3 separate regions of the Mus musculus genome follow, and all the other regions are linked to region 1. A link is a loop called in an ENCODE intact Hi-C map of the cell type or tissue named here. Cell type or tissue: heart. All regions are shown on one strand. Each heading gives the region's core, and the rest is flanking DNA. Links, peaks and the distances in the headings are about the cores only.

What was found. A loop is a pair of places that touch in the nucleus more often than their neighbours do. Peaks named below come from ENCODE experiments on the same cell type or tissue, not always from the same donor. Only the 100,000 strongest peaks of a DNase experiment are listed, where the experiment ranks them.
Region 2: a loop joins it to region 1, with 5 times the contacts of the local background. A loop is called at or near these places in 6 of 42 quality-filtered maps.
Region 3: it touches region 1 in a loop (9-fold over the local background); 21 of 42 quality-filtered maps call a loop at or near these places.

The regions. Positions count from the first base shown.
Region 1 is chr1:75,593,216-75,603,146 of GRCm38, forward strand. No RefSeq gene overlaps it. Among named protein-coding and RNA genes, the nearest start is that of Slc4a3, 52 kb to the left of the region's middle. In heart, for the core only: CTCF peaks have their summits at 3,885 (motif pointing left) and 4,624 (motif pointing left); DNase peaks (open chromatin) are centred at 2,916 and 3,866; H3K27me3 peaks cover 2,687 bases.
Region 2 is chr1:75,501,900-75,511,830 of GRCm38, forward strand. It overlaps Obsl1 (obscurin-like 1), which reads right to left and starts at 4,553. Exons shown (of 20, transcript NM_178884.5): 1 at 3,314-4,553; 2 at 1,798-2,067; 3 at 1,468-1,719; 4 at 1,014-1,316; 5 at 60-356. The coding sequence starts at 4,325. Inha (inhibin alpha) reads left to right here and starts at 5,178. Exons shown (of 2, transcript NM_010564.5): 1 at 5,178-5,619; 2 at 7,435-8,467. The coding sequence starts at 5,349. The coding sequence ends at 8,264. In heart, for the core only: no CTCF peak of the experiment used is centred there; DNase peaks (open chromatin) are centred at 3,812 and 4,562; H3K4me3 peaks cover 4,688 bases; H3K27ac peaks cover 5,844 bases.
Region 3 is chr1:75,473,485-75,483,415 of GRCm38, forward strand. It overlaps Chpf (chondroitin polymerizing factor), which reads right to left and starts at 5,987. Exons shown (of 4, transcript NM_001001566.3): 1 at 5,308-5,987; 2 at 3,761-4,334; 3 at 3,076-3,255; 4 at 1,085-2,742. The coding sequence starts at 5,621. The coding sequence ends at 1,486. It overlaps Tmem198 (transmembrane protein 198), which reads left to right and starts at 6,048. Exons shown (of 5, transcript NM_177056.4): 1 at 6,048-6,401; 2 at 6,709-6,913; 3 at 9,085-9,660. The coding sequence starts at 6,748. Asic4 (acid-sensing (proton-gated) ion channel family member 4) reads left to right here. Exons shown (of 10, transcript NM_183022.3): 10 at 35-856. The coding sequence ends at 148. In heart, for the core only: a CTCF peak has its summit at 4,032; DNase peaks (open chromatin) are centred at 4,017, 5,187, 5,987, 6,727 and 1 weaker place; H3K4me3 peaks cover 3,039 bases; H3K27ac peaks cover 1,333 bases; H3K27me3 peaks cover 4,825 bases.

The DNA.
Region 1 (9,931 bases), core at 1,006-9,005:
AGGGATGCCTCACTGACTAAGGTAGGAGAACAAAGGGAGATGACTCCAGACAGGCAAGGGCATCCATGCGCAGCATACCCACTCTCACATGTGCCTGTGTAAGGAACACACACATGAAAATGGAAGACAGAATGTCATGGGTCAAATGAGCTATCTCTGGATCATGTTTCTTTTAGAGCAGCTATACCTCAATTCTCAGGCTCAGGCCATCTCTTTGTCCTCCGTTGCTCATTGCTGAGCCCTTAGCATTCACACAGTGTGCTTTCACCTTTGGCTCCGTGTGAGGTGAGCAGAGAAGGCCAATTACATCCTGAAGATGAGCATGGAGGGAGGCACAGGGTCAGAGGTCAACTGCACAGGTCCAGAGAAAGGTGCTTTTCTGCCTTCGCTGCCCTGTCTCAATGTGGTTGGGTTTTTGTAACCAAAAAAAAAAACAAAAACAAAAACAAAAAACAAAAAAAAAACAAAAACAAAAACAAAAACAAAAAAAACCCAAAAAAACAAAAAAACAAAAAACAAAAAACCACGCATAGAAACCATACAGATTTAGTTCTCATGATTCTGCAGGCTAGACCATCCGAGGTCAAGGTGATTCTGTGTCTGGTGAGGGGCTGCTTTCTGCCTGTTGGATGGTGGGTTTTGTGGCAACTTTGCAAGGCAGAAGCAGACAGGTCAGCTTTCTTGCTAATTAAGACCCCCCGCCCCGCCTTAATGCTACCAATTCCATTCTTTGAATCATTTCCAAAAGCCCATGGCCTAACACCATCAGGTTGGGGCTTAGGTTTTGCACATGGGCTCAGTGGCACTGTAATCGAGAGCTTCAGTGCCCTAGCTCCTGCCAGAAACTCAGACTTATTTGGTCTGAGTGTTGACCCGAAAGCTCTTGGTTGTTCCTACCGCCGCTCATAATGGAGAGCCATCTTGGGGTCTCTCATTGGTTTGGATCTGGGCGCATCAACCACATTGGCTGAGTGGTGCTGCCTATGCAAATTACCTCATATGTGCAATAAACTGCCCTGCTACTTCCGATTCTTTTCCCAACACCAGCCAGTGAGCAGGCGACCATGATCCTCTTTCTGTCTCAGTCCTACAACCACATCAACTCTGGATGCCCAGGAGAAGTGGGTGCTTGGTGGCCCTTGTCTGCTTTCCCACAGCAGGCTACCAAAGCTGGGAACTGTGTGACACCTTCAGGGACAAGGTAGCGGGTGGCAAAGGAAGAGACATCTGCATTTAAATCACTTTTACTTTTTATTGAGAACCTCTCTCATGTGAGAAAAGCTCACACAGTCACTTTCCACGGTCGCTGCTTTGCCATCATTTTCAACACTCCGAGGACAAGATGAGATTAGATGGAGGGACGGGGCCGCGCTAAGATGAGCATCAAGGACTGGATTTAAATCCAATTCTCCAGGCGAGCTTCTTATTACAGGACTTGAGGCAAGAGCCTCTGTGGCCTAATCCAAGGTTTCTCTAACAGCTGGGTCACTGGCAATGTCACTGCTGCTTTTATTCTGGGGATATCAAGGGGATAGTAAGAGAGCTTGCTCAAACTAATTCTGAATTCCCACAATCGCTTGCCTCCGAGGCGCCCAATAGACACTCCTGCCAGCGAGCCTTCCCTGGTCACCTGAGACCTGAAATAAAAATGGTTTAACCCTTCGTGATGGTTAGACAGGGCATGTACCCGGATCTTTCCACTCCATCAGAGTGAATTTCAAATGGAAGATCTCAGGGATCAAAAGAAAGGCACAGGTTTAATTATCTCGCAGCGGCCACACCCACTCAGCCTGCCTAGTGTGTCCCCGCCTGGTCGGGAGAGCGAGGCACATCGACTGGGTACATAGCACACGGAGAGGAGACAGGGGTGGGGGTGGAGTTGGTTTGGTGAGCTGCTGTGACCAAGGCCTTGGGGGATCAGGGAGGGCAATGATTCCTAAGCTGACCTGAGAGCCATTGTCATTCACATTTGCTGTGGCTATTGCAAGGTAGTAATGGCTAAGTGATGTTGTTTATCTTTTTTATTTTTGTACTGCTGGGCATGAACCAAGGGCCTCACATAGGGCGGGCAAACACTTTACCTCCGGATTGCATCCTTAGTCTAGAGATGCCATTTAAACTAAAGTCACGACTTCTAAATAGAACTCTGGGGCCAGTGAGATGGCTCAGGAGGTAAGTAAAGAAGCTTGCTGCCAAGCCTCGCAGCTAGAGTTCCATGCCTGGGTCCCGGAAGGTGTGAGGAGAGAACCAATTTCTGCAAGCTGTTATCTGACACTAACATGTGTTGTGTACCGTGATATCCCCATGCCCACCACACAATTTAAAAAAAAAAACAAACAAACAAGAAAAAAAAGAAAATCATTTTTATTTTATCAGTGTCTGTGTATGTGAGTCTGATCCCCTGGAGGCGGAGTTACAGGCATCTTCGAGCTTCCTGATACAGGCGCTGGGAACCACCCTCAGGTCCTTGCCAAGGGCAGTGTGTGCTCTCAACTGCTGTGTCATCTCTTTAGCCCTAATTTTTTTTTTTAAAGCAGAACTCTGCTCATGGGTTTTAGGAAAACTTCTGTTGCCCTGATAAAAGAGGAGAAGCAGCTGGCTCTGCACTCCTTTCCTCTACCCGGAAAGAAAATGCGATGCCGGCGGGTGTGGCAGCCATATTGCAACCGTGAGGCCGGAGAGCAGGATCAAGGGAGGCATCTGCTGGGAGTGTAGATGTTTCTGCTCACAGCATCTTGAACTGTGACCAACTGCCTGCACTGGGTGAGGTGAACGATGTTCACAACAAGAAGCATAAAGTGGATGTGATCCTGATAGGTTGGTGACAAGGGACAAAAGCAGCTTAGGGCCCATGGCCAGCCATTCCTCAAGGCTTAAGAGAGCTGTGGAGTCCCTCACTTGTAGCACAGCCTGGGACCCCAGCAGTCACCCTGCCCTGGGCTCATACTCCTGGGACTTCTGGTGTTCAATGGGCAAAGTGCCAAGGGTATCCGTCTTCTGGACAAATATGAGAGGCCAGCCTGCCAGGGATGCTCCTTTCTAACTAAAGGAGTCACATTTCTGAGCAGAGATGGGAGCAAGGCTCCAGGTTGTTTCTGGCGGGTGCCCTGCCTCCACATTACACCCCAAAACATTCTACAGTTATTTTGAGAATTACATGTGCAAAGGGGAGGTGGGGAGAGACTGGGTCAGTTAAGGCTATCTGGGGACTGTCCAGCACAGACGTGCCTTTGACAAAGACTACTGAAAAGACACCATGAACGTCATCGTTGCGCCTCCAATGATAGCCGGAAGCTGCCTGCCTTGGGATTTCTGATCATGGAGAAAAAGAAACACCTATTTACCTAAGTGACCACAGGTTACTGGTTTTTTTTTTCCCCCTGTACCTTGCATTTCAATGCTGTCCTTATGGAAACAAGGCACATTTCTACATGTCCTGGGGGAGATGGGTGCTCCAGGGGAGGGGTCTGGGGAAGTGTCTTGTGCTCAGGGGTAGGGTGAGAGGGTGGAGGTATGGCATTTACACTGGGACATGGAGAGATCCGAATTATGTAGGGGGGGGGGCGGAGAAGGGGAAGGGAGCTTCCCAGGTGATGTAAGGTGACTGACCGTGTGAGTCAAGGGGAGGCAAGGGACGGGTGAGCCGCTTTCTGGTTTAAGTGACTCCAGACACTCAGGGTTTCTCGTTGTCTTGAGTGTGTGCACAGGCTAGGATTTTAACCACCCCCCGCCACTCCCAGTCTTAATTTGGAAATGGGTTTAAAGTCCCATTTTTGGGATTCCCCACATATGACCTATGGAGCTATTTGTATGCTGCTGTTTGGGACACTTGCCCTGGCTTCACACAGTGCTCTGCACTCAACCTCTGGCTCCAGGGCCCCCTGGTGCTGGCTGGGTGTCTCTGTCTCTCCTGTCTCTTGGCTCCTGGTTTAAACAGGGCATTTGCCCAGATTCCTTGGCCACTGTCATCTGTGCTGCAACTCCTGCTATTTCCTCAGGGTGACAGGGGCACCTCAGGGTGACAGGGGCACCTCAGGGTGACAGGGGCACCGTCTTTGAGTGGACCAAGCCCCTCCTGAGTTTGCTGGTGGCAAGGCAAGAACATTTCTGCTGTTCTTTTGTTGTTGTTGTTTTTGTTTTTTCGAGACAGGGTTTCTCTGTGTAGTCCTGGCTGTCCTGGAACTTACTTTGTAGACCAGGCTGGCCTCGAACTCAGAAATCTGCCTGTCTCTGCCTCCCAAGTGCTGGGATTAAAGGAGTGTGCCATCACGCCGGGGTTTCCGCTGTCCTTTTAAATCTCTGATTTCATTCTTTTCAGAGGAATGGGTGAACCTCTGAATATTGATTGATTGATTGATTGATTGATTCAGTGAGATTTACCGGCGTATAGGATACATTCCCTACCCTCTCCCAAATTATGTTACAGATGCAACATAGACTTTTACATTCTATTTTATACACATTTATGTTACATAATGCTATACATGCACATGCTATATGTCATATAGTACACACACACACACAGCATGTTTCATTATACAATATGCAATTGCTTACTACAGTTTTTCTGTAACTTTAACTTTGGTTGAAAAAGGGAAAAGAGTGGGATATGCTGCCCCCTAGTGGCAGAGTGTTGTAACACACTTCTCAGGAAAACTAAGTTTTATACCAACTTCACAAAACCTTTATGAGAGACCAAGTTGATAAATACAGGATTTGGATAATCCCTCTCATATGACATATGTACATATTTTAAAATGTATTTATAGCATTCTCCACATTATAGAGGCTGAGATAATTTTTTCTAGCTCTGTGGTTTTCTTTTTCAGGACGACGAGCTGTTGGTATATTGAAATGAAGTATTTTAATAACAAACAATTTTTAATTAAAAACGATTTTGATAGTAAACAATAGAATGTACTATGCCTGCAACACTTCCCATGCAGCTTATGTTTCTTCCCAAAAGACTTTGTAGAAAACTGGTATGTGTCCTGGTACCCAGAGTGTTTCAAGTGTGCTGATGGAGGAGATGGGCACAGCCAGACAGTGGGGGCCACAGTCTCTCTCTCTCTCTCTCTCTCTCTCTCTCTCTCTCTCTCTCTCTCTCTCTCTCTCTCTCTCTCTCTCTCTCTCTCCCCCTCCCTCCCTCCCTTACCTGGGCATCCTAAAAAGTCTCACTTCTATCTCCCTGCCCAGCCATTGGTCACCAACTTTATTTACCGATCAAACCAACTGGGGGTAGGTAGGGTCCCTCAGCATCTTATGCGCAGAAGCGTGGATTCCTGTGTAATTTTGGGGGCCAAATTAATATAAGCCCAAATTCACAACACACTGGGTCACAGGGAGTCAAGATACGTATTTTGACTGTGAACCAAGTTCATATCTTGTGAGGTTCTCAGAAAGTTTGGGGGTTTTAACTGGCTAAGGAGGAAAGCTAAGCTTAAAGGTTACACAAGGTTAACCTTAGGCATGCTTCTTTGTTATGTTAATATTGGAGATGAACTATCTCTAGGTAAAGAGAATATCCTATTATAGAGGCAGCATTCATTGCTGTATGAGCTTTGCAGAAATCCTTGATTCTCTGCTGCCGATAGACTTCAGCTAGATTCCGGAGCTAGGGTCGCTTTTTCTTTCTTTGCCCCCCTCCTCATTTCATGTGATGGCAAACACAGCAATCCAGGGTCTCTGGAGCCTGAACAGCCTTCCTGTATTCATCACATGTATGGTTCTGACTGGGCTAACCCCAGGTTGCCAAGGGACCTGTCCAGGGGTCCACACGGAAGGTATAGGTGGTCCTAGTTGATCTGAGGTGATCCTTTTTGCTAGCGCCAAGGCTTCTGTTGGTGTTTTTACCCGCATACCCTAGAACACTACCTTGCACCCACAGGGACCCAGGCTGGGACCCTGCAAGAGGCTTGAAAGTCTCAATAGTGGCAGCTCAGACGCTGGACATGGGGTCAGCATACTTTGTTCTGAAACTTGTCAAGGGCTTTGTCTTTGCTGAAAGTATTAAACTCACATTACACTAGAGCAAATCTAGGTAAGTTTATTTTATTTTATCTTTTGTTTCTTTTGAGACAGGGTTTCTCTGTCTAACCCTGGCTGTCCCAAAACTTACTCCATAGACCAGGCTGGCTTCAAACTCAGAGACCTTTCTGCCTCTGCCTCCTGAGTCCCGGGATTAAAGGTGTGCACCACCACCTTCTGGCTAGCTTATTTATTTTAGTTAATAAACTTTAAAAATGTTTTAGTTGTGGGTTGTGTGTTGTGGGTTATGATGTATGATAGTCAGTTCTGTCTGTTTGGTCAAAAGCAGCCATACATTACAAAAATGAATATGGCCCTTCCAATCAAACTTCATAAGCAACTGGGCGGTGATGGTGCACGCCTTTAATCCCAACACTCGGGAGGCAGAGGCAGGTGGATTTCTGAGTTCGAGGTCAGCCTGGTCTACAGAGTGAGTTCCAGGACAGCCAGGGCTACACAGAGAAACCCTGTCTCGGAAAACCAAACACCAAGCAAGCAAGCAAGCAAGCAAGCAAGCAAGCAAGCAAGCAAGCAAGCAAGCAAGCAAACACCTTCATAAGTACTCAATACATATAATGAAGAATTCTTTCTTAGTCATGCTGAAACAGAAGACTCATTCTTACCTTGCTCTTGGTACATAAATAAACCACAGGTTGGAGCTTGCTATCAACACCACAAGCCTTTCCCTAAGCCTGCCAGTGTGTATCTCTCAGACCCTAGGTCACTTCCAAGCTGCAGAATCAGTTAACAAGTTCAGGAAGTTTGTCATGTTACAGTAGCCCTGCCTGACTCTGTGGAGGTGCCTTAGAAATAGAGATGTCTCTGCCTGGGGTAGAAGCTACCCAAATATAAAAGATCTAATCCAGTTGGACAGGCCAATCGCCTGGCTAAGGGACCACCTCTCAGGGAGATGGGGCTACCTGTAGGAAGACAGATATACTTTAAGCCATGATAAAGGGCCAGGAGAAAGAATTATCCCTTTGATGCGATAGAGAACATTTTCTTCCTGCCCCCTAAGGGCAGTTTCTTAGAGAACCACAGGCATATAGCTCTTAACTTTGCTGACTCACCTGGAAAAGCCTCCTTTTTTCCTGTTCTCCTCTCTTTTCTAAGTTTGCTTCCCTGACACCTTGGCCGTGACGCTCCCTTCCCTATCACAGAGCTGCTTATCTTTTGACCTCCCTCCATGCTGGTTTAACTCCAGCAGACTTACACTTTCTTCTCCATTTTCCTCCTCCAGGAAGCTACCTGCATTTACATCTTTCTCGTCCTGGGGCTACTAAAGTTGTCTTTGAGCTTCGGTTTGAGTCGGATTTTAAATGCGTTTACTGATGAGACTGGTTTCCTTGGTGTCATGCTACCCTGGGTCCTCTAAACAGGACCATTGGAAAGGTAACCCAACTACCACATCCAGTGACCCCATCCAACACAGGGAACCTGATCATTTCCCCAATTTTGTAAGTGGCAGTAAAGGTTACCTCTCCTGAGACGGGAGTGACCAGGACAGTGGGGAGGAGAGGCCATTGCTGTAAGGAGAGGGGCTCAACTCGTGGCCTTGCCCATAAACCAGAAATGTCGTCTTCATTCCTAGCCTGGCTGTCAGCCAGAAATACAAAAAAGGTTTTTGGGCTCTGATCCCTGTTTTGTCTCCTAAATGGTTTTGGGGTTACTTCTTCAGTGGGTGGGAGAGATGAGGAGGGATACAAAGTTTTCTGTCTTTAAAAAATTCTCTCTCTCTGTTTTTTTTTTTTTTTTTTTTTTTTTTTTTTGGTTTTTCGAGACAGGGTTTCTCTGTATACTCAAGCCAGGCAGCGGTGACACACACCTTTAATCCCAGCACTTGGGAGGCAGAGACAGGCGGATTTCTGAGTTCGAGGCCAGCCTGGTCTACAAAGTGAGTTCCAGGACAGCCAGGGCTACACAGAGAAACCCTGTCTCAACAAACAAACAAACAAACAAACAAACGCCTCCCCTTATTTAGTTGCTTATTTTGTGCGCGTCTGTGCGCATGTGTGCCGCTGTGGGCATGGCGAGCCCGGAGGACAGCACTGGGCAGTCAGTTCACTTTTCACCTCGTTGAGGTGGGATTCTATAGCTGTGCTCTCCAGACAGAGTTGGTGCAAGGACTTCTGTGTGATTCTCTTGTCTCTGCCTCTCATCTTGAAGCAGGGGTGCTGGCACTGCAGGTGGCAGTCACACACAGTCAGCCTCTTTAATGGTGGACTCCAGACACTGAATTCTGGCCACTGGCCTTCACATATAGGGCCTTTACCTGTTGAGACATCTCCCTGGCCCTGATAGAAATTTTTCTAACGACTGCAGAACAACTGGGTTAAGGACTTTTCTGTTCCGGTTTCTGGCTAACACATCGGTTCAGGAAGGGTTGGTTACATTTTGTTACTAATTCCAAGCCGGCATACTCCTGTTGAGGTATTTGGAATTGTTTGGCCCTGCTGGCCCTCTACTTTCTAAAAAGATGTTGATCTATTGAAAACACTCTTTCCAAGGATCTTGTCCATTTTATCAAGAATCTAATTTGGAGCCTTTGGAGTCCTTACCCAGTCACCTCCAGATGCCTTTCATCCCACTCTTAGAGCACACCCCTTTCGGTTTCCTAAGTAGCGGCTTGAATAATTAAACCTCTACTCCTTTAGAGGTTCTGAGCTCTCATCCACATGCTAATCACCCCAACGCTCTCCGGTGGCTTCTCCCATTGCTTTCTGTTAAAGCGCACAGACTGGAACCGCAGTCAAGGTCAGATGCGCGCATTTGTATTACATACCAGCGCAGCCATCACTATGGCGTTGGTCTCTTAATTCACACTAATACTACATCATTTGCTTCCCTGACCTCCAACAGCCCCAGAAGCCCCCCTCACCCCCCCTCCCGTCAGCGTCCTCCCCCCCCCCCCCGACGGTTCTGAGATCTTGTCTTTAAGAAGTCATGACTAATTCAGGGTCCATCAACCGTCATAAATACTTTAAATTGCTCTTCCGCCTGTGAAGTGTCTCCCATGGGCCGCTTAATTTACCAAGTGTCCCCGGTTGTTTTTGTCCCAGACCAGTCCTTGTCCCTGTCCTTAGTAACTGTTTTCATTGCGCTCATTGGTTCAGTCTTAGGAAATGGAACTTCTATTTGGGAATGAGCCAATATGTGAGATGGAATGCATTAAGGTTAGATTTCAAGAGTTTTTATAACTTATTTATTTATTTCAGCCCAATGAGACGTTTTTGGGAGGGCTGCTGAACCTGACATCACACTTAGTGGCCTGCCTTCTGGTGAGAGGAAGCCTACACATTGTCTTTTTACTTGAGGCTCTCGCAGTTTTAGGGTAATTAATTAAATTTTAAAATGTACCTGTGGAGAGTTTTCCTAGACAAAAATTCTGCCCCACTGGTAAGACTGGACCTGCCTCCAGCCTTTTCTGCTTATTTATTTATATGTTTATGTATATATTTATTTTTGTATGCGTGGTGTACATGTGTGTGCATGCCTGTGAATGTCCCTGTGGAGGACACTGGGTGTCTTGCTCAATCACTCTCTACTTTATCCCCTTGAGACAGGGTCTCCCAGTAAACTGGGAGCTAGCCCCAATAATCTCTTTGTTTTCAGCCCTCAGCTCTTGGATTACAGGTGCATGTTCAGCCACACCCAGCTTTTTTTAATGTGGGTTCTGGGATTTGAACTCAGGTCCCTGTGCTTGTGTAGCCAACATTGTAAACCACTGAGCCATCTTCATAGGCCTTTATTGTTAATTAGAAGGAAAAACAAATTAGCATATAAAATAATGGGTTTTCTTATGGTATTTTTTATACATAGTTTTGGTTGATTTCTGTACGTCCCCCATTCTCACTGGTAATTTTAAAAAGGAGGAGGGCTATAGAATGTGTATATTAAATTAGTG
Region 2 (9,931 bases), core at 946-8,945, 91 kb before region 1:
TGGCAAACACGACTTCTGTGCTTTGAACCTATCTGCCTAGGTGTCCACCAGTTACCAACCTTGGATAGTGAGGGCAGCAGAGTCTTGCACACCAGGGCAGCTGAAGCCAACCAGGGCCCCACTGTCCCGGTGCTTGACAGCTTGCAGGATGAGCCTGTGCTGGAGGCCCTTCTGCTCTATGCGGTACCGCAGGGCTCCAGGCTCCACCTGGCCCTCTGGCTCATTACTCTGGAGCTGCTCTCCATTAAGGAACCAAGAGCCCTGGATGATGGCGGACAGATCAAGGGAGAAGACGGCATCTTCCCCATCATATACCTGCACGTCTTCCAGGCCTGACACCAGGCGAGCTGTGGGCACTGGAACAGAGACAGGGCACGGCTGTTAGAACCAGAAAGGGCTGAGCACGGGGTCCCCAATGGAGGAGTTAGAGGAAGGACTGAAGGAGCTGAAGGGGTTTGCAACCCCATAGGAAGAACAATAATATCAACCACCCAGACTCCCCAGAGCTCCCAGGAACTAAACCACTAACCAACGAGGACACATGGAGGGGACCCATGGCTCCAGCCACATATGTAGCAGAGGATGCCTTGTTGGGCATCAATGGGAAGAGAGGCCCTTGGTCCTGTGAAGGCTCTATAGATATCCCAATGTAGGGGAATTCAGGGGTGGGGGAACACCCTTATAGAAGCAGGGGAGGGGGTATGGGATAGGGAGTTTCGGGGGTGGGGACTGGGAAAGGGGATAACATTTGAAATGTAAATAAAGAAAATATCCAAGAAAAGAAAAGAAAAGAAGAAAAGAAGAGGAGAGAAGAGAAGAGAAGAGAAGAGAAGAGAAGAGAAGAGAAGAGAAGAGAAGAGAAGAGAAGAGAAGAGAAAAGCAAAAGAACCAGAAAGGGCAAAAGCTAGAAGATGGGCGAACATAAGGACTGGGGGTCAGAGAAGGGAAGAATGGTCACGGAGAGCATGACTGGATAAAGATACTGATGGATAAGTGGCGAAGGGTTAACTTACCAAGGTGAGCAGAACCGTTGAACACGACATGGGGACTGCGGCCATGTTCACTGACTGTGCAGATGCGGAAGTGATAGTCACCCTCGGTGGGTACACAGTCCCCGGGCACCTCTACGGCTCCCGCCTTCTCAATGCTGAAGCACTGGATCCAATCGTCAGACCCCACTTCCTGCCGCTCTAGGCGGTAGATGAAGGAGGTCTCTGGAGGTGGCTCTGGGGGCTTCCAGGTCAGCAGAACCTTGTTCTTTTGGCCTTTGAACATCTCAACCATTACGGGGGGCCCGGGAGGACTGTGCTTGACACCTAAGATAAAGGTGGGATCTTCACCTGAGCCTTGTACACGTCCCCATCAACACTCCTGCTTTAAATCCACCTTCCCAACCCAGGCACTGGCAACTGGCAACGCCCCTGCCCCCCCCCCCCCGCCCCCGTTTATAAGTGTTCACGCTCTCACATTTGACTCTGAGCAGGGTGGTGGTACGGGAGTTGCCCAGGCTGAAGGTGATCTCTCCAGCATCTTCTCGGGTCACCCCTGGAAGGACCAGGGCATGCATATGACCACAACTGCTCTGGCAGGTGTCTGGCAGGTCCTCCCCATCACGGCTCCAGCACCCCTGCACCCCAGCTTCTTGAGTCTCCACCAGCAGTACTGCGTTCTCTCCTTCCAGGACGTCAAGCTTCCGGGGTAAACGCTTCAGGATGGGTCCTGAGACGTGGATGGGAATCCGTCAGCCCAGGCACGAGACACCACCAGGTCTCAGCCTCCTCCCACTGGCCAGCTGACCTTTGACCGTCACATTGGCCACAGTGCGCACTCGGCCCCGCATCTCGCACAGATAGACGCCATCATCATCGGCCTTCAGCTTGTGGATGACGAGGCGTCTCACAGCGCCCTCCTCGATCTGCTCGTACTTGCGGCAGGGTAACAGCCGTTGGTCCTCCCGGAACCAGGCGGTGGGAATTCGAGAGTTAGGTACTTTACACTCCAGCACCACAATCCCGTGTTCCCGACCCTCCACATCCTGCAGGGGCCGGGTGAACCGTAGGCGGGGTTCTGTAGAAAGAGAAGGAGAGAAGGCTCAGGAGCAGGAGCAGGAGCGAGAGACTAGCTGAGGAGGATAACACATACTTGCTCTTCCTAGCAGGCTAGGAATGGCGGCCGAATTCCCAGCTAAGTTAGTTGGCCTAATTCCCAGCCTGACCCCGATATCACCTTGGACACGTCTTATAACATTTCTGGGTCTCAATCTGCTCATGTGTTAAATGGGGGAGGGGAGGCGGCAAACATTCAACCAGATCAGTGGTTTTCAAACCGTCCCTAACACTACACAGCATCTCCCAATTCTTCAAGGATCTGCATTGAATTTCATTTTAATATAGCATTCTAAGCATTTCAAAACCATATTTCGGAACTTGGAAACCACCAGAGAGTTAACTTGCTGAGGAAAACAAGGTTTGGCCCCACTGGGAGAAGTTTCTTTACTTTCTTGAGGACATTGCAGTTTCTCACTGGCCTGGCAAGTCTGAGCAGGACGCAGTGAGGACACTGTCACAGCTCGGATACCACACACTTGGTTAAGTGTCAGGCAGGACTCAAGGGAACTTCCCAAGCATGTTTTCCTTGAAGGAACAAGTTGGGCAATCACCAGTGAAAATGTAACCCCTCAAATCGTGGTGGTCAAGTCCTATTAAGGGGAGCCTTAGCTTCCAATGTGACTCGAGAGTGCCTTGTTTTCTCTGGATTTTCTGTTCATGGGTACTGAAAACGTGTAAGGTCACCTCTCCCCCCCATCTCTTTTGCTTTCATCTTCTTTGAAACTTAAAAGAATCCAGACTGGCTGGTGTTTTTCCTCTGACACATCCACCTCTCCTGTGAATGAGCAGTGGCTGCTGGGAGGTTTGCACCAGCCTTCCTAACAGATTCCGGGCCCCCGAAGCTGTGAACACAGCCTCCACTCCAAATGTGTGTTTTCAATACAGCAGCCCCCTTTTTCTCACCGATTAGCATATTATAAATTTAGCCCTAGTTATTTACTCCCACAACATGCTCCTATTATTTTACAGATATTGCTACCAATGGGAATCCAGTTGGGAAAGAAGGCCTAAAAGAAAGAATAAAGGATAAGAATGTTCTAGGATTGTTAAGATTTACACAGTCTATTCCTTGGCTTAGTGGTTTTTACCACCTGGGTAGCTGGCTAAGAAATTCATCAGTGTACTGGAATTCAATATTCCTCCGGACATGGGGGTGGACATGAGCAAGAAGGACCTCTGGGGGCACTGGAAGCACGGTGCTCTACCTTTCACGTGCAGCTGGACCGCGCTTAGGGTCTGGCCCGCCGAGTTGCGCGCCGCGCACACGTAGAGCCCACGGTCCTTGGCCTGGCAGTAGAGCACCTTAAGTACAAAGCCGCCGTCGCGGTCGCGGTACATGAGGCGGCGGCGATCGGGGAGCAGAGGGCGGCCCTCCAAGTGCCATTCGATCTCGGGCTCAGGTTTGCCCATCACGTAGCAGCGGAATTTGGCGTGCTTGCCCTCGTTCACCCAGAAGGTCTTGGGCGCGCCTTTGAGCGGCTCCAACACGGGTTTGGGGTTCTCATCGGGATCCTGGGGCGGGCTCTCGCGGGGCTGGTGCACCTGGAGCAGCGCGCCCGCCTGCGCGTGGCCGTGCGCGTTGCGGGCGTGACACACGTACACCCCGGAATCGGGCAGCCGTGCCGCCAGGATGCGCAACGTCAGGCTCGCGCCCTCGTCACTCGCGCCGCGGCCGGGCTCCAGCTTGAAGTGGCTGCTGTCCCATACTTCGTCCAAGGCCATCCCATCCTTCTCCCAGTACAGCTTGGGCTCCGGAAGGCCTCCCACCTGGCACGTCAGCACCACCTCCTCCCCTCGCAGCACCCACTGGGACTGGGGCCCCGTCAGGAACTTCGGGGCGCCCTCCCCGGTGCCCGGTGTTGGCAGCGGACACTCGGAGGACTCGGGCTCCGGCTCGGGGGCCGGGGGTTCCAGCACGGTGACGGCGGCCGCCGCGTAGGCCTCTCCGGCCGCGTTGCGGGCGCGGCACACGTAGACCCCGGCGTCGGTGGGCAGCGCGCCGCTCAGCAGCAGGCCGTGCTCGGCGCCGTCCTCCGGAAAGCTTAGGCGCTCGGAGGCCACCAGCTGCTGCCCGCCTTTCTCCCACACGACAGTGGGCGGCGGCTCTCCCAGGACCACGCATTTGAGCTCGGCCTCCGCTCCACTTACCACCCGCACGGGCCGCGGGAAGCGTAGGAAACACGGGGGGCTCCCCTGATCCCCTGATCCGGCCTTCATTGCGGCCGCTGCAGATGGCTCGCCTGGGCGCGCGGGAAGGCCGGGAGCCGAGACCAGGGCGTGGCGGAGCGGGCGCCGGGACCGGTGGGACTCCTGTGACCGCTCGCCTCTTTACCCTGGACCCTGGCCGCAGCCCTGCTACGCGGCAATTCCCGGGCCGGGAGCCCAGAGCTCAGGGGGCTGTCCTTCCTGTTTGCCTGCTCAGCGAGGGGCCCTACAGCCTAGACTGCCCGCGGCCGGGCTTCCTGCTCTTGGGAGTCTCTCTTTCCAGCCCCCTCCCACAGCCTGGGCCTCTTTCTCCTCCCTCCCTCCCACCTCCGGCCTCCAGGTCTCCAACTGCGGGCCTGGCTTGGGCTTGAGTGACTTTGTCGCCTGCAGCTGCCAATCCCAAAAATATTCTCTGATGACACAGCTGGAGGACAAGAGCTCAGACTGGCTCCTCCAGGCTAAGTATAGAGCAGGCGGGACCACCTGCCCTCGGCCCAGAGCCTCAACCCTAGGTCTACCCTCCCACGTTGGCCTAGCAGCTGCTAGGATTGAAAAGAGCGCCAGAAAGTCTGAGGGGGGTGGTGCATTCTGTCCTTCTGACAAATGATTTGATGACTGGTCAACCTTAAGCACCCAGGCACCTGTGGTACCTGATGTAGATTCTATGTGTGTGTGTGTGTGTGTGTGTGTGTGTGTGTGTGTGTGTGTGTGTGTGTATTTGAGGAGTGGGTTGTATGCTTGCCTGAATGGGTCAGGTCACTTGGGGTGAATACCCATCACAGCCCCTTCCCCCACATTCTTGGCGGGAGTGGGAGATAAGGCTCAGGGCCACAGACATCTGCGTCAGAGATAGGAGGTCTCAATGCCATGGGCAGGGGCGACTGGGACTGTGGGGCGTGGGAAGGACTGGGGGAGACTGGGGTGAGAAGGGTAGAAGAAGGCCAGCAGTGGGATGGGGAGGGGACAGTGGGGAGGTCCTAGACAGAAAGGGCACAGGGCAGCGTGTGGGTTCCCTGTCATCAGGGCAAGTGAACTATGGTGAGCCAGCGGTCTCTGCTGCTCCTTTTGCTGTTGACCCTACGGGATGTGGACAGCTGCCAGGGACCCGAACTTGTCCGGGAGCTCGTCCTGGCCAAGGTGAAGGCTCTATTCCTAGATGCCTTGGGGCCCCCAGCAATGGATGGGGAAGGTGGGGATCCTGGAATAAGGCGTCTGCCTCGAAGACATGCCGTTGGGGGTTTCATGCACAGGACCTCTGAACCAGAGGAGGAAGATGTCTCCCAGGCTATCCTTTTCCCAGCTACAGGTAATGAAGTTGGGGATTGGCAGGTCAACTTTGAAGAGTAGCCGGTACCTACTTCATGGGCTTGGGAATCAGGCAGCTCTGGGTATGAATGGCAGCCCCACAACTCAGCTGGCTTTGCGGCAAGGGGCCAGTTCCTAAGCCCCTCTGATCGACATCAAACAGGTGGTAGCCTCTACCTCAACATCAGATAGGTGGTAGCCTCTACTTCTCAAGCGGGACTGATCCAGTGAGCCTAGCATGCCTGGAATACAAAAGGGGAAGCTAAGGCTCTGTAGAGACAGCTTCTGTTGCTGCCTGTGGTCTGTCCTGCGTTTTGTGCCCCCTACTCTCCCCAAGCCCCATCTGGCTCACTCTGAGGTCTCCTCGCTTCCCTGCCTTCATCTCCAGGCAGCGTAGTAGTAGTACCGAAAGTATGGATTTCATATCAAGTGGAATCCCAGTCTTGCCACTTACTAGCTGACTGTCAGCCGCCTCAGTGTCTTGTCTTGAGAATGGATCAGTTGTTAGAATTTGTAACGCGAGGGACTGTGTTCTAGTACGGCCCCAATTGCAGTCTTGACTACAGCTGGCCCATAATATTTCCCATAGTCTGTGTCCACTGGACCAGAAATGGCAGCTACACTTCCCTGGGAAGGGCTGACCTCTGCTCTCTTCTCCTTTCCCTTCCATTCTTTCTCTTTTCCTCCTCCTCTGTCTTCGTTAGTTTATGCATATGCCTGGAAATGCGGGGAGGTCAGAGGTTGACCCTGAACATCTTCCTTAGTCACTCTCCACCATTGTTTTTGAGTCAGTCTCTCACTGAACCAGGACCTCACTAATTAGTTAGCCTGACGGGTGTCTGTCTCCTCGGTCCTGTGAGATCGCATCCAGTTCTTTATGTCGGTCCTGGGATTGAACTCTGGTCCTAATGCAGACACAACAAGTACTTCAACTGAGCTGTCTCCCTACCCTGTAAGCTGTCTTTCAAAAACACGGTGCCTTTAAGAAATTTATCTTTTCAGGGCGAGGGGAGAGTATAGGGGGCTTTGGGGATAGCATTTGAAATGTAAATGAAGAAAATAATTTTAAAAAGAAATTTATCATTTAAAGTTTCTGACATGCTGAGATGGAGCAAAAGCAACAAAACACACCCATGCACCCAAGGTGTGAGAATCACTCCATGGTATCTGATGTACACTACCATAAGCTGCAGCCGCCAGCAGCCACGGGTTCCTGGCTTCCTGAAAGGAAAGCTGGGGATGGATGGCGAGGAAGGGGCGAGAAATAATGAGCCAAGATAAAGTCCTCTGATCAAGGCTCAACTTTAATATCCTAATGTCTGATCTTTAAAGGGAGGGGGGAATCCATCCCCCACTGTGCCAGGATCCCACTTTCTCATCAGGAAGACAAGCTCGGCTGCTCAGCAGGTAGCTTCTTGCAGGAAGCTGCAGATGTGCACAGATGTGGCAGACAAAACTTTACCTAGGTAGGAAGACTTCACCCTAGGTGAACTAGCAACTGTGGCAAAGAAGGTCTGAGCCAGCCAGCCTGCTCAAGGCTGGGGAGGGCACAATAAGCTTCATGAATAGACCTGAGGATGAAGTAGACAGTGAAATGGACTCTTACCCATTGCCCTTTATATTAACTGGTAAAACCCCTTGGGAGAAAATTTACCAATGTGGTGTTTTGATGATGAATAGAAAATTGGGGAGCCTCTGTTAGTTTTCCCAAGACTCCAGGGGGGGGTGTCTAAGTCTAAGTGACACTCGATTTTTGACATATAGTCAGCAAAATCAAGGCTACCCTCTCTTTCCTTTTTCTGCCTGTCCCCTGCAGGTGCCACCTGTGAGGACCAGCCAGCTGCCAGAGGGCTTGCCCAGGAGGCTGAGGAAGGCCTCTTCACTTATGTATTCCGGCCATCCCAACACATACGCAGCCACCAGGTGACTTCAGCCCAGCTGTGGTTCCACACAGGCCTAGGCAGGAAGAGCACAGCAGCCGCCAATAGCTCTGCGCCCCTGCTAGATCTTCTGGTGCTATCATCTGGGGGGCCCATGGCTGTGCCTGTGTCCTTGGGACAGGGCCCGCCACGCTGGGCTGTACTGCACCTGGCGGCGTCTGCTTTCCCTCTGCTGACCCACCCCATCCTGGTGTTGCTGCTGCGATGCCCACTCTGTTCCTGCTCGGGCCGGCCTGAGACCACTCCTTTCCTGGTAGCCCACACTAGGGCTCGAGCACCCAGTGCGGGGGAGAGGGCCCGGCGTTCAACTCCCTCCGTGCCTTGGCCTTGGTCTCCTGCGGCTTTGCGCTTGCTGCAGAGGCCTCCCGAGGAACCCGCTGCGCATGCCTTCTGCCATCGAGCTGCTCTCAATATCTCCTTCCAAGAGCTGGGCTGGGACCGCTGGATCGTACACCCTCCCAGTTTCATCTTCCACTACTGCCATGGTAGCTGCGGGATGCCCACATCTGACCTGCCCCTGCCAGTCCCTGGGGTGCCCCCTACCCCGGTTCAGCCCCTGTTTTTGGTGCCAGGGGCCAAGCCCTGCTGTGCTGCTCTTCCGGGGAGCATGAGGTCCCTACGCGTCCGAACCACCTCAGATGGAGGTTACTCTTTCAAGTATGAGATGGTACCCAACCTTATTACTCAACACTGTGCTTGTATCTAAAAGCACCTCCGCCTCCTCCTCCCATAGCCGATGGCCACAGTCAATTCACCACCCCAGGGTCCTCAGCTAGGAGGAGGACAGAGTGTGGAAAGTAGACAGTTTCCACTTCCTTTTCCCTACATCTTTCAGTATGAGGGATCCATATCCTGCTCCACCCAGGTCCTGTGGATAACAATAAAAAAGGAAGTGTGTGTGCCTTTGTATGTGTTCCCCTCACGTCTTTGACAATGGGGTTGGGGAGGTCTGGGGTCAGAGAGAATTGCGTTGTGGGATTTTGAGTTAACTGCTTTTGGCTTTAGAGATCGACAGTCTAAGAGGTAAAATTAGATGTGAATTAGTTGGGAAGCTGCCAAGTGTCCCAGAGCTTTGGACACCCACTCTAGGGACACATTGTCCCCTTACAAGCTAAACCTGATATGTCACACAGTCTGTCTGTCTTGCCACACCTAAAAGAAAGTTACTATCATAGTGGTTTCATCTAAGGCGGCCATACCCTCCCCCGCACCCCCCCCCCCCCCAAGCATGCAGCCATTCTCTCTTCTGGCTGACTGGTGTCTAGGTCAAGGTCAGGGGATTCATAGACATCGCAACCCTACTGGACAATTGTCCAAGCAGAACAGATCTTGATGCCTCTTAAGAACTTGGGTGCAGAGAAAGGGGGGGAAATGTATGAATTGACAGTGTCACAGGGAAACTCTCAAGGAGAGAGGCAGTGTCATACTGAAATCTGATGACCAGAATGAAGAGCCAAGAAACTGGTTTTGGACCTCTCATCCATCCCCTAATGATTCCCACCCTTTCTTTGAAACAAGGTCTCATCTTCTAGCCCAGACTGGTTTTGAACTGAAGGCATCTTGCCTCAACTTCCCAAGAGCTAGGGATTGCAAGTAGAGCCTCGCTAACCTGGGTGGGACTCAGGCTCCCTTGGTGTTTCCTCTTCATCTTTACACAACATTAAACACTTAGTGGATAATGTCAGAAAGATGGAAAGATAAGCCACAGCTGGGGGAAAGTGTATTTTTGGTGATCTGGACCATATACTTAGTATGCACACAGAAGAAAGCAGGGCATGGTAATAAACTCTATGTCTTTCTTTCTCTCTTTTTCCCTCTCATTTGTTTCCTATCAATCCATTTTGCCTCCAGAATGGAGCATTAAGAACTTCTTTTCCTGAATTTTTTTTTCATTATCCCAGGGTCCTGGCTTCCTGCTGATTAGTCCTATTGCAGTACACAGTATGTGTGTAGAGGTGGGCTGGGGTGTTCAGTCCATCAGCACCCGACACAAGAGCACTTTTGGATCCTGACTGAGGACTCCAGTGTGTTTTTGTGCTAGCAGAGCCTGGGGCTTGTCAAAGGCTTCCTTCCAGCAGCCCAGCAAAGGCTCCAGACACAGAGGGAAAAAAATCCCAAAGGTCAGAGTCCTTTCAACACCCCTCCCCCACCTGAATAAACCTGAAGCAGCTTCTATTCCTGGCAGCACAGGGGCCCCCAGACTTGGTTCACTCACCCTCTGAGGCTCTGAAGGCATAGGGCAGGCAGACAGAGTTCACAGCTGAGTCTTTCCAGCATCTTCATCCATCCCCATCAGAGTTATTAGAACTGTGTTGTGCTCAGGGTTCCATGCTCCCTACTCAGAGGGCTGGGAAGTGCACTGCACAGGCTTAG
Region 3 (9,931 bases), core at 1,010-9,009, 120 kb before region 1:
CCATTGTCCCATCTGTCACCTTTTCATTTTACAGAGTCCCTGTCCAAGCCGGGGCCGTGCTGAGGGTGGGGGGGCTAGCAGCCTGCTTCCCAACCATCACCACCCTCACGGCCCCCCAGGAAGCCTCTTTGAAGACTTTGCTTGCTAGAACAGTGCTGTGTGGGGAAAGTACCCATGAAACTGGGCCTCTACGCTGACCCCACACATCTCCTATTCCTGGGACAGAAGGTCTGGGGCAGCCCAGGGCTAAGGGAAGGGGTGGTGCTCACTGAGAGGCCAGGACTAGGGTCCTGCTCTCCCTGACCCAGGCTCAGCTGCCTTGCACAAGGGTCCTTCTTGTCTATACTCCCTGCTCCCAGGCAGGTATCCAGGAAGGGCTGGAGACCAGACTAGAGGTCCCTGAGGAGGGGAGGGAGGAAGAGGGGGGGAAGGTGGAACCCTGGCAGAGCCCCTCTGTACATTTGTATATAGTTAGGGACTGGGTGGGGGTGGGACACAGACATAGAAGGGTGGGACTGCAGGGGAGGGTGACACAGGACAGTCAGGGTCCTAGCCCTAATGGCAGAAGGCAAGTCCTTGGGACCCAGGCATGCTGGGCTGGTTCTCTTTCCCTCTTTCCAGGCCCAGCTCCCTCTTGGCAGGGGGAGTGGGCGGCCCAGCAGGCCTGGCCCAGCTCCCAGTTCCCCCTGTACCAGCCCCACCACAAGTTCCCTTCATGGGGAGTGGGTGGAAAGACCTTTCAGACCTTGGCTGAGCATAGGGGGAGGGGGAGGGGGAGCGGCCTTCTCAGGCCTTGCTCCCTAGAGATTGGTTTTATAAAGTGCTGGTGAAATTGGGAATAAAGAGGCACAAAGAATTCTGTGTCTGTTTCTCTGTGTGTGTGTGAGAGAGAGGTGGGGGGAGAGGGAGAGGGACAGAGAGAGGGAGAGGGAGAGCATCCACATGAACTTGCTGGAGGCTGGGCATCTATCTGACTTGATCCCTGTAACAGGAAAAGAAGGCTCCAGACCCAGGGTTCCTCCATCCTTAGGGGTCGGTCCTCCCATGCCTACCTTGCCAACACTAAATTACCAGTTTCCACTCATTATTCTACACTTAACCAGTTTATTAAAGCCAGAGCTTTATCGTGGATCCAGAAGGGAGAAGGCAGTAGATAACGTACCCCTCCTTTCTCAGCTTCACCTCCTCCAACAATCCATCTACAGCCCAGCTCCCAGGACAGGAGCCCAGGAGGCAAGGCTGGCGTCAGGCATAAACAGAGGCCACAGCCTGAATCAGCAGCGTCAAGGGGGCAGGGGGACTGGACAAGAAAGGATGGCTCTAGGGCATCTGTCTCAGGGCTTGTCCTGAGCCCATGGGTCCAACAAAGCAAGAGACAAGGGACCAGTGGGCTGCCCTAGGGACTGAGGCTACAGCCAGCCCTGTCCAGCGAGGCTGGCACGTGGCTCCAGGTTCCTGGGGAAGAGCAGGGACAGGTGCAGGGGCTTAGGTGCTGTTCCCCTGTTCCTGCTCAAAGAGCAGCATGGCAAGCTGGGTGCGGGAGCCAAGGCCCTCAAGTACGCTCTGGCGACAGCGGTGGTAAAGGTCTTCACTGAGCCGTGCACTGCACGGCTGGGCCCGGTAGCGCTGCAGCAAGGCTGGCTCTACTGCTCTCAGCACGTGCAAGTTGGAGAAGCGCAGAAACAACTCGTACACATCCAGGCTCTCCAGCAGCTCCTCCTCCTGCTCCGAGGCCGCCACCAGCCGGCCACGGGCCGCCACATAGTCGGAGTTGTAGAAGCATGCCTCACTGGCAGCCTGGCGATCAAAGTGACCGGTGTCACGGCCCAGCTCTGGTGGCCCAGGGCCCTGAGGTGGAGCCACAGCAGGGTGGAAGGCCTGGAAGTGCATGGGGAAGAAGGCCTGCCAGCCAGAGATGGCATGCATGCGGCAGCGGTTCAGGAAATCAGGTGTGAGTACCGTGTCTGGCCCGGCCAGCAGGAACAGAGTGTCTAGTGGGTGCTTCTTGGACAGCAGATCCATGAGACGCAGTGGAGAGGGCGCTGCTGTCTGCACACTGAGCCAGGGCACCCGGGCACCAGGGAAACGCCGCTCTAGCTCTGCCACGTGGGCCTTGACAGGTGCGAAGACGTCTGAGTGGGCTGCCCGCTGGGCCTGGCGTGGCTCATACAGCAGCAGCAGGGTCAAGGCTGCTGCATCACCAGGTTCCAGGGCTGCAGTGGCAAAGGCTTCTAAGAAGCCAGAAGCCAGGTCTCGTTCCGCTGCAGCCAGCGGCAGTAGCACAGTGAGCCGAGAAGCCTCGGTGACATAGGGTACAGGCAAGATCTCCACTCGGCTCAAGGGCCGAAGGAGCTGCACCCTGCGGGTGAGGGGCCAGCGGCCACCCTGGGGTGTCAGCGCTTCCAGCTGCAGGTCTAGTGTGTACTCCATGCCTCGGGCTGGATCAAAACGCCGGTAGCCGTTCACCAGCTGTTGCTTCTGGAGCTGCAGCGCTGGCTGGTAACGGCGGTTGAGCTCCTCTAAGGCTGTCCCCAGGACGTCAGCCACATCAGCCTGGTCGGCCCCACGCAACGGGCAGCGGGGAGAGCCATCGGCGCAGGAGAACGCGTATTGTTCTGTGAAGTAGTCCCAGCGCAGAACCTCAAAGCGTGAGGCAGGGCGAGACGGTGCTGGGATGCCCACTGGCCAGGCAGAGGCTCTCTCCCCATCAGCAGCCAGTCGGCTGGTATTCTGGATCTCCCACTGGGCAGGGGAAAAAGGGGCCATGAGCAAAGTACGGGGTCACAGAGCCAGTATACAACTAGAGACTCTGTGGGCAGGCAGTGATACTCAGAGAGGACCTGCAGCTTACCGGAAACCCAAGCCCCCCACCCCCCCACGCACGCGCATGCGCGCGCAGTTTCTTCACAGATTAAGACAGTTTAAAAGTTGAAAGGGGGGATTCCTGGAGGTTTCACAAAGGTCAAAGCCCTGGCAGTGGGTTTGCTCTATGACTCTATCACTGACTTTTTATTCCCGGGGTCTCTCAGGACCTGCTCCCCCTAATCCCTTGACTCCCTAAGCCCAGGCCTGTACCTGCAATTCTTGAATCTCCTGGTACGTGCGGTCCAGCTCAGCGCGGGCAAAAGCTTTGTGCAGCTGGTACATGTGCACAGGGTCACGCACGGGATGGGCTGTCAAGGCGCTGCGGAAACGAGGGTCCCCCTCCTGCACAGGCTCCCCGGGGCTCAGTTCCAGGTAGTTGTAGTGCATTCCCTGGGGAGGGAGGAAAGGAAGCATTCAGAATGGGAACAACAACAGAGCTGACTGACCTTCCTCCCTCTCTTAGCTGGTGTCTCATCTTCAAATCCTATAACCAGTTATGGACTTGGAAAGTCAGAGTTCTGTGGATTTGAAGTCTATTTGACCAGCTGATGTTGTACAAGCCTGGTCAGGTCTCTGTGAGCTCATCTGTGAAAGCTGCCTCAGAGGTGTCCAGAGAGCTAAATAAAATAGCTGACACTGAATATATATTGTGTGTAAGGATCTCTTACTTTTCCCTAATCCTTATACGGCCCTGCCTAATAATTGTTTCCATTAGCATGCACGAGGCTGCTGAAGCTCAGATCTAGTAATTTACCTAGAGCCACTGGGATTTAAAAAAAAAAAAAGATAGATTAACAGAGAAAACCCCAACCTCTATCTCCATTACCCCATACCTCTCCTGGGGAAATAAGCAAGCTCTGAGAGGAGACACTAATTGGGAGGCTTATCTTCCTACCTCGTGGTCACCAGTACAGCCCACGCCTGTGGCATCAAGGATGCAGCGGCCCAACCACTCATCCGGGCGAGCACTGACGATGTCGTTGCGGCAGCTTTCCAGGTGGGGGCGCAGTTGCTGTAGCAGTGTGCGAGAGAGCAAGACTCCAAAGCCCCCGTGGCAGTAGCGGCCTGGGGTAGTATCTCCACCGATGAAGTCCTGCGGCCGGCCAAGATAGAGATGGGTTGCTGAAGCAAGGCTGAGGTGGCCAGCTAGGCGGTCCAGTCCATGCGCTTCAGTATAGGTGGCATCAGGCACTAGGAAAAACCAGTCAAAGTCATCGCCGTGTTGCTCCAGCAGGTGGCGCAGCGCCAGGTGCAGGTGTCCGATGGGCCTCTCTTCGCCCAGTGCCACCACCGCCATGCCTGAAGGTGTCCGGCGGCCCCTCGCACCGGTCAGGAACACTACATGCTCCAGTCGGTGTCCCAGAGTTCGGTTTACAGCCACACCCAGTGTAGGCAACGTGGCTTGTGAGGTCAGCACTGCCACCAGAAGCTTCTGCCTGATGCCCAGCTCCGTGCTGATATACCGAGTTCTGGGAAAAGACAGTTAGGAACAAGATAGCACACAGCTTCACTTGTTAGTTCTCCTCTGGACCTGTTTGGCACCCACGAACGGGAGGATAAGACTGTCTCTCCCACGAGACATGATTTAAGTGATATACTGGTCTCACAGAAAGTGTTGCATCTAGGAGACAGCACTTCCAAGGCAGATGCAGGTAAGAGATACACTAGATCTACTTCCAGATTTCACAACCTAGTGGCTGTGTCCCTGAACATGTTACTTAATCGGTGCCATCTGTAAAATGGGACAGATTGCACTTAAACAGTAACATGCTTGGCACACTGTTGCAGATGCTCCCTGCAACATGAATATGCTGTCAGCCCCGCCCCCCCAATATGTCCTATAAATGATGTGTAGAAGCATACGGCATAGTGGTGTAGAGAATGTCTTTTGGAGAGGGGCAAACTAAGGCAGTGACTCACCTTCCTAAGGTAGAAGGTAAGTTGTACAACTGGAATTCACTGTTACTTAGAAGAAATTACTTCAATGCGTGGGCAGAGACATCAATGTGATGAGTACATTCCTCCCTCTCCCATCTCATCCCAAGGTGGCCCTTGAAACCCATCTAGGAATGAAATACAGGTAAATTCCAGTTCCCTCCTTTTTCTTTCCCCCTCTTTATACACTTATCCTCTTTAACACTCATTTTTCTAATCCTAAACAGACCAGTGGGGGGCTAAGAGGGTCTTTGGAGTATAATTGGGTGGAGTCGGTTTAGCTCAGCTCAGATCCGGACGGGATCCAGAAAAAGCTTCAAACTGGCCCTCTGTCTCCCTGCAAGCAGGGTCATAGGAAGTAATCGAGGCCCAAGGACTTCCTGGCCGGCCGGCCCCTTCCTTCCGGAGCCTGACCCGGCCTCTGGCGGCCTCCCTAGCGCGCGCATCCTGGCTGGTGCCTGCGGGGGGGGGGGGGGGGGTGTTAGGGCGGACGGAGTGGATCAGTACCTGACGGCCTTCTTGGTGGCCTGGCCTGGCTGCGCGGGATGGTAGGGCAAGACACGAGGCTCCCAGCTCTCACCGGTGCCTGCGCCGGCCCCGGGCCTCTCGCGCTCGGATCCGGGCTGCACCGAGTTGGGCCGGCGCGCCGCGTTGGTGTTGCCGCGCGGCGGCAGCTCAGAGTCTCCGGGTTGGGGCGGCCCGGGTCCGCAAGGCTCCTCCACCCAGGTGACGCTGAGCAGGCTCAGGGTGAAGCCCAGAGAGATGCCCACGGCCACGGGCCCCGCGGGCCGCAGCACGGACAGCAGCAGCGACGCCCGCATGGCGTCCCGACAGCGGGTCCCCGGCCCCCGCGTAGCCCGAGGCGGCTCCGAGGGGGCGGGACCGAAGAGGGGGCGGATCCGGAGGGCCCAGGCCCAGCAGGCGGGCCCGCTCCCTCCCCGCCGAGCAGAGGTAGGAGCTCAAGCCCGGAATCCCCGGGCGGGTCGGCCGCCCTTAGAGCAGCACTGCGCGCCCGGGCCTCCAAGGCGGCCGCTGTCCGACGTGTCACCGACAGGGCCCCGCCCCCGAGGTGGGGTCTAGCCGTCAGCTAGCGGAGAGGGACGAAGGGGAGGAGGTTAAAGGGGAAGGACCCCCGGAAGTGCCCCCTCCTCAGCGCCGGAGAGGCAGACGCCGGGGGCGGAGTCCCCTGTCTCCCCCCTGCGTGGTTGGTGCGTCCCGGATGACGTCAGAAGCAGCCCGCCCCTGCCAGGATGGTGCACCCTGAGTGACGTCAGGAGCAGAGGCCGGAGCTGTCCATCAGCACCAAAGGCCGCCAGCGGGCTCAGGGCATGGGGCCGCGGCTCCGGGACAGCCCGAGCTCCTGCTCCTTTCCCTTCCCCGAGCCGGGCGCGAGTCTGTGGAGCTGCAGTGCCAGCCGGTGTCGGAGGTGGGGCGACGACGCCGTCGCACAGAGACCCGTCTCTCCGGCCCAGCAGCCCCCTTCGCACGGCAGACTTTGCCCGGACCCCAGTCAGTCAGAGCCTCTGGTGTCCTACAACCCCGGCTCCTCCGGCCCCTGCACACCCTCCTTTGCTCGGAAGCTCCGGTCACCTCCGGCCCAGGTAGATCTTGGACAATTCCAAATTGAGCCTCCCACAGATGGTGCTCAGGCTGCCTCTTTTTGCCAGCGGCACCCTCCCTCTCCTCGTCTAGCCCCATCTAGTCCCTCTTTTAAGTCCATCCCAGCCGCCTCTAGCCAGGCACTTGTTTCCCTTTGTCTCTGCTCCCCGTTCCAGAGATGCTTCTAGAGCTGCCTGATGTGGGCAACCATTCCTTTGTCCACTGTGCCCTTGCTGAATTCCCCCACTCGCACTGTTATTGTAGTGGAGACCCACAACTGACTCTTGACCCCAATTTCCTCCCTGTCAGGTTGTCCTGGGAGGGTGACCCCCTTCCATTCCCGGCGCTATGCCGGGTACTATGGAAACTCTGCGGTTTCAGCTGCTGCCCCCGGAGCCGGATGACACCTTCTGGGGTGCACCTTGTGAACAGCCTCTGGAGCGCAGGTATCAGGCACTGCCGGCCCTCGTCTGCATCATGTGCTGTTTGTTTGGAGTCGTCTACTGCTTCTTTGGTGAGATCCCCCTCGTTCCTCACCTGTGGCCTTCTACTGTTTCCCTAAAGTTCCTTTTTCTGGTGTCTCGAGAATCATTTCCACCCCATCCCACCCCCACCCCCACCCCACCCTCATGGCGGTATCATTCTCTTGCTGATCACAAGTATATTTGTAGATCATTGACTCTAGATTCTACAGAGAGCAGGTTTTGAATTAGGCTCTTTGAGTTTGAACCGGGCTCTGTATGTTAGTCACTGTGATGTAATGGGCATGTTAACCTGGGTCTCAGCTTTTTCACTTGGACAAAGACAACAGTGTTTGTCTCATATAGACAAGAATTAGTAGGTGGTCAAAGAATAATGACTATCGTAGCGAAGATATGTTTGGATCACTTAGGATAAGCAGACTAAAATAAAATAATAAAAACTCTTAGCATGGTTCCTTACCACAGGGCATATTGCATGGTGGGGGCGAGACCTGGAATATTCACACTTGTGATACATATCAGAGTGGGCTGGATGGTAGTCATACAAATGGAGATCGCCTACAAGGCAGATTCCCATAAGAATGGTTACTGTGAAGAGTTGTATGGGGGAGGGCGTGGTATGCCTGTAATCCCAGCATCCAGGAAGCCAAAGCAAGGGAAGGGAGGCTCAAGGCCAGCATGGATTACATAGTTCAGTGAGGTTGGGTGGGTGAGCACTAACTGCCGCTCAGTCGAACAGGTGTGTGGGGGTCCATTTGACAACTCTCAAGGTCTTGGACCAAGGCTGGCTTCTCTACAAAACAGTATGCCTTTTTCTCATTTTCACAAAGGTGACCTATGGGCTAGTGTCAGCTTTGAGTAAATAAACGCCCAGTGGATTCTTCAGGAAGTTACAGAACTTCACAGTGGAGAGAGCCTTCTATGAGTAGGGACCCAAAGGCAGCCTTCAAGATTATATGTATCAGAACCAGTTTGGGCAGAGAGGCTGGGGTGGTTTGCCAGAAGTGTGTTAGAATAGTTGGGAATATAGGGTGTGGAATATGGGATCAGATGGTCTTTCTCTTACATTTTGCAGAGTGGGCAGGGAAAATGTCCCCCACAAGGATTTAGGATATGTATGGGTGTCCAAAGATTCCCCCCTCCTGCTCTGGGTACCTCCTCCCTCTGCATGGTGCTCTGGATAGCTTCATCCCTTGCCCTCAGCTCTAGTAATCATCCTACCCATCTTGGATGCCCCTACCAGGGATTCAGAGCCTCTTTCTAAACTCTGCTCCTCTCTGACTTCAGAACCTTCTGGGGTCTGATACCCCCATTCTTGGAACCAAATCTCTTTTTCTCTTTATCATCATCTTTCTCTTTGGCTCTCCCTGCCTCTCCTTGACTCCTAACTCTTTCTTCCAGCTTCCCAATTGTTTGTGATCCACCTCACCCCCCCTTCCTCTTTCAAACACCACTCATGTCTCTCAAGTCCCTTCAATTCCCCACCCCCCACCCCCACCCCCCATTCTCCATGTAGTCCTCTTGGGTTTCCTGCAGCCCCACATAGCTCCTAGTACCCTCCCTCTGGTTCTCTCTGATCCCTGTAACTCCAGTCAGTAGATTGATCCTCCGCATGGTGGTTTCTAGTGCTCCTATTTCTCTGCCCTCAGTGTTCCCCTTTGTCTTTAATAATCTTAATGACACTACTCTTGCCCAGTCCCCTGACCTGCAAAGACCTCATCTCCCCCCCAAGCTCTGTCCTCTCTGTGACTTTCCAGCACTGCTTTACCTCGGAAGCCCCTGACAGTCTTTCTAAACCTAGGTGACCTCACCCCATTCATTTTCTTCTGATTTCCAGACTCTTCATTTCTGAGTAGTCCTCCTCAGAGGCCCAGAGACTCCAGTGCTGATCCCTTTGGGACTCCAGTGATCTCTCTGGACCCTGTGATCCTAAAGACCCTATTGCCCCATGGCCAATTTACTCAACTTCGACCTTCAAAGGCTCATAACATGATTTTAATAATTACGTGCCTTCACAACGATTCTCAGCAAACATCTGCACGATCTCCCCTGACCTCCATGGCCCACCTTGAGCCCTCATGACCTCTAATTCTTCCTTTAGCACCCATGTCTCCGATGCTCTTGTGCCTCCATGACCCCAACCCCTCTGACTTCTAACCTGGTAACCTCATTTTGGCCCCTCCCTGGCCCTGTTCCCCTCCAGGTTACCGCTGCTTCAAGGCAGTACTCTTCCTCACTGGGTTGCTGTTTGGCTCAGTGGTCATCTTCCTGCTGTGCTACCGAGAGCGGGTTCTGGAGACGCAGCTGAGTGCTGGGGCAAGCGCGGGCATCGCACTAGGCATCGGGCTGCTCTGCGGGCTGGTAGCCATGCTGGTACGCAGTGTGGGCCTCTTCCTGGTGGGGCTGCTGCTCGGTCTGCTGCTCGCTGCTGCTGCCCTACTAGGCTCTGCACCCTATTACCAGCCGGGCTCCGTGTGGGGCCCGCTGGGACTGCTACTGGGAGGCGGCCTGCTCTGTGCCCTGCTCACGCTGCGCTGGCCCCGACCACTCACCACCCTGGCCACTGCCGTGACGGGCGCTGCCCTCATCGCCACTGCCGCAGACTATTTTGCTGAACTGCTACTGCTGGGGCGCTACGTGGTGGAGCGACTGCGGGCTGCACCTGTGCCTCCCCTCTGCTGGCGGAGCTGGGCCCTGCTGGCACTCTGGCCTCTACTTAGCCTGATGGGCGTCCTGGTGCAGTGGAGGGTGACAACCGAGAGGGACTCCCACACAGAAGGTGAGAGGACACAGGCTAGGGTGGACATGGGAAGGAGGGGTGGACGGAGATGGGTGGTTAGTGAGAAGGGACAGAAACCACACACAAAAAGTCGGGGCCTTGATGGGTTAGAGAGTTGACTTGATCAGGGTCTAGGAGAACAGGGCCAAGAAACAATCCCAAAAGAATGTGCGGGGCACCGGCTCTAGGTCAAGTCCATTCCAGGCGCTGGGGTAATAGTGATGAAATAAAAGCAGAGCAGAGGATGTAGCTCAGAGGTAGCATGCTTACC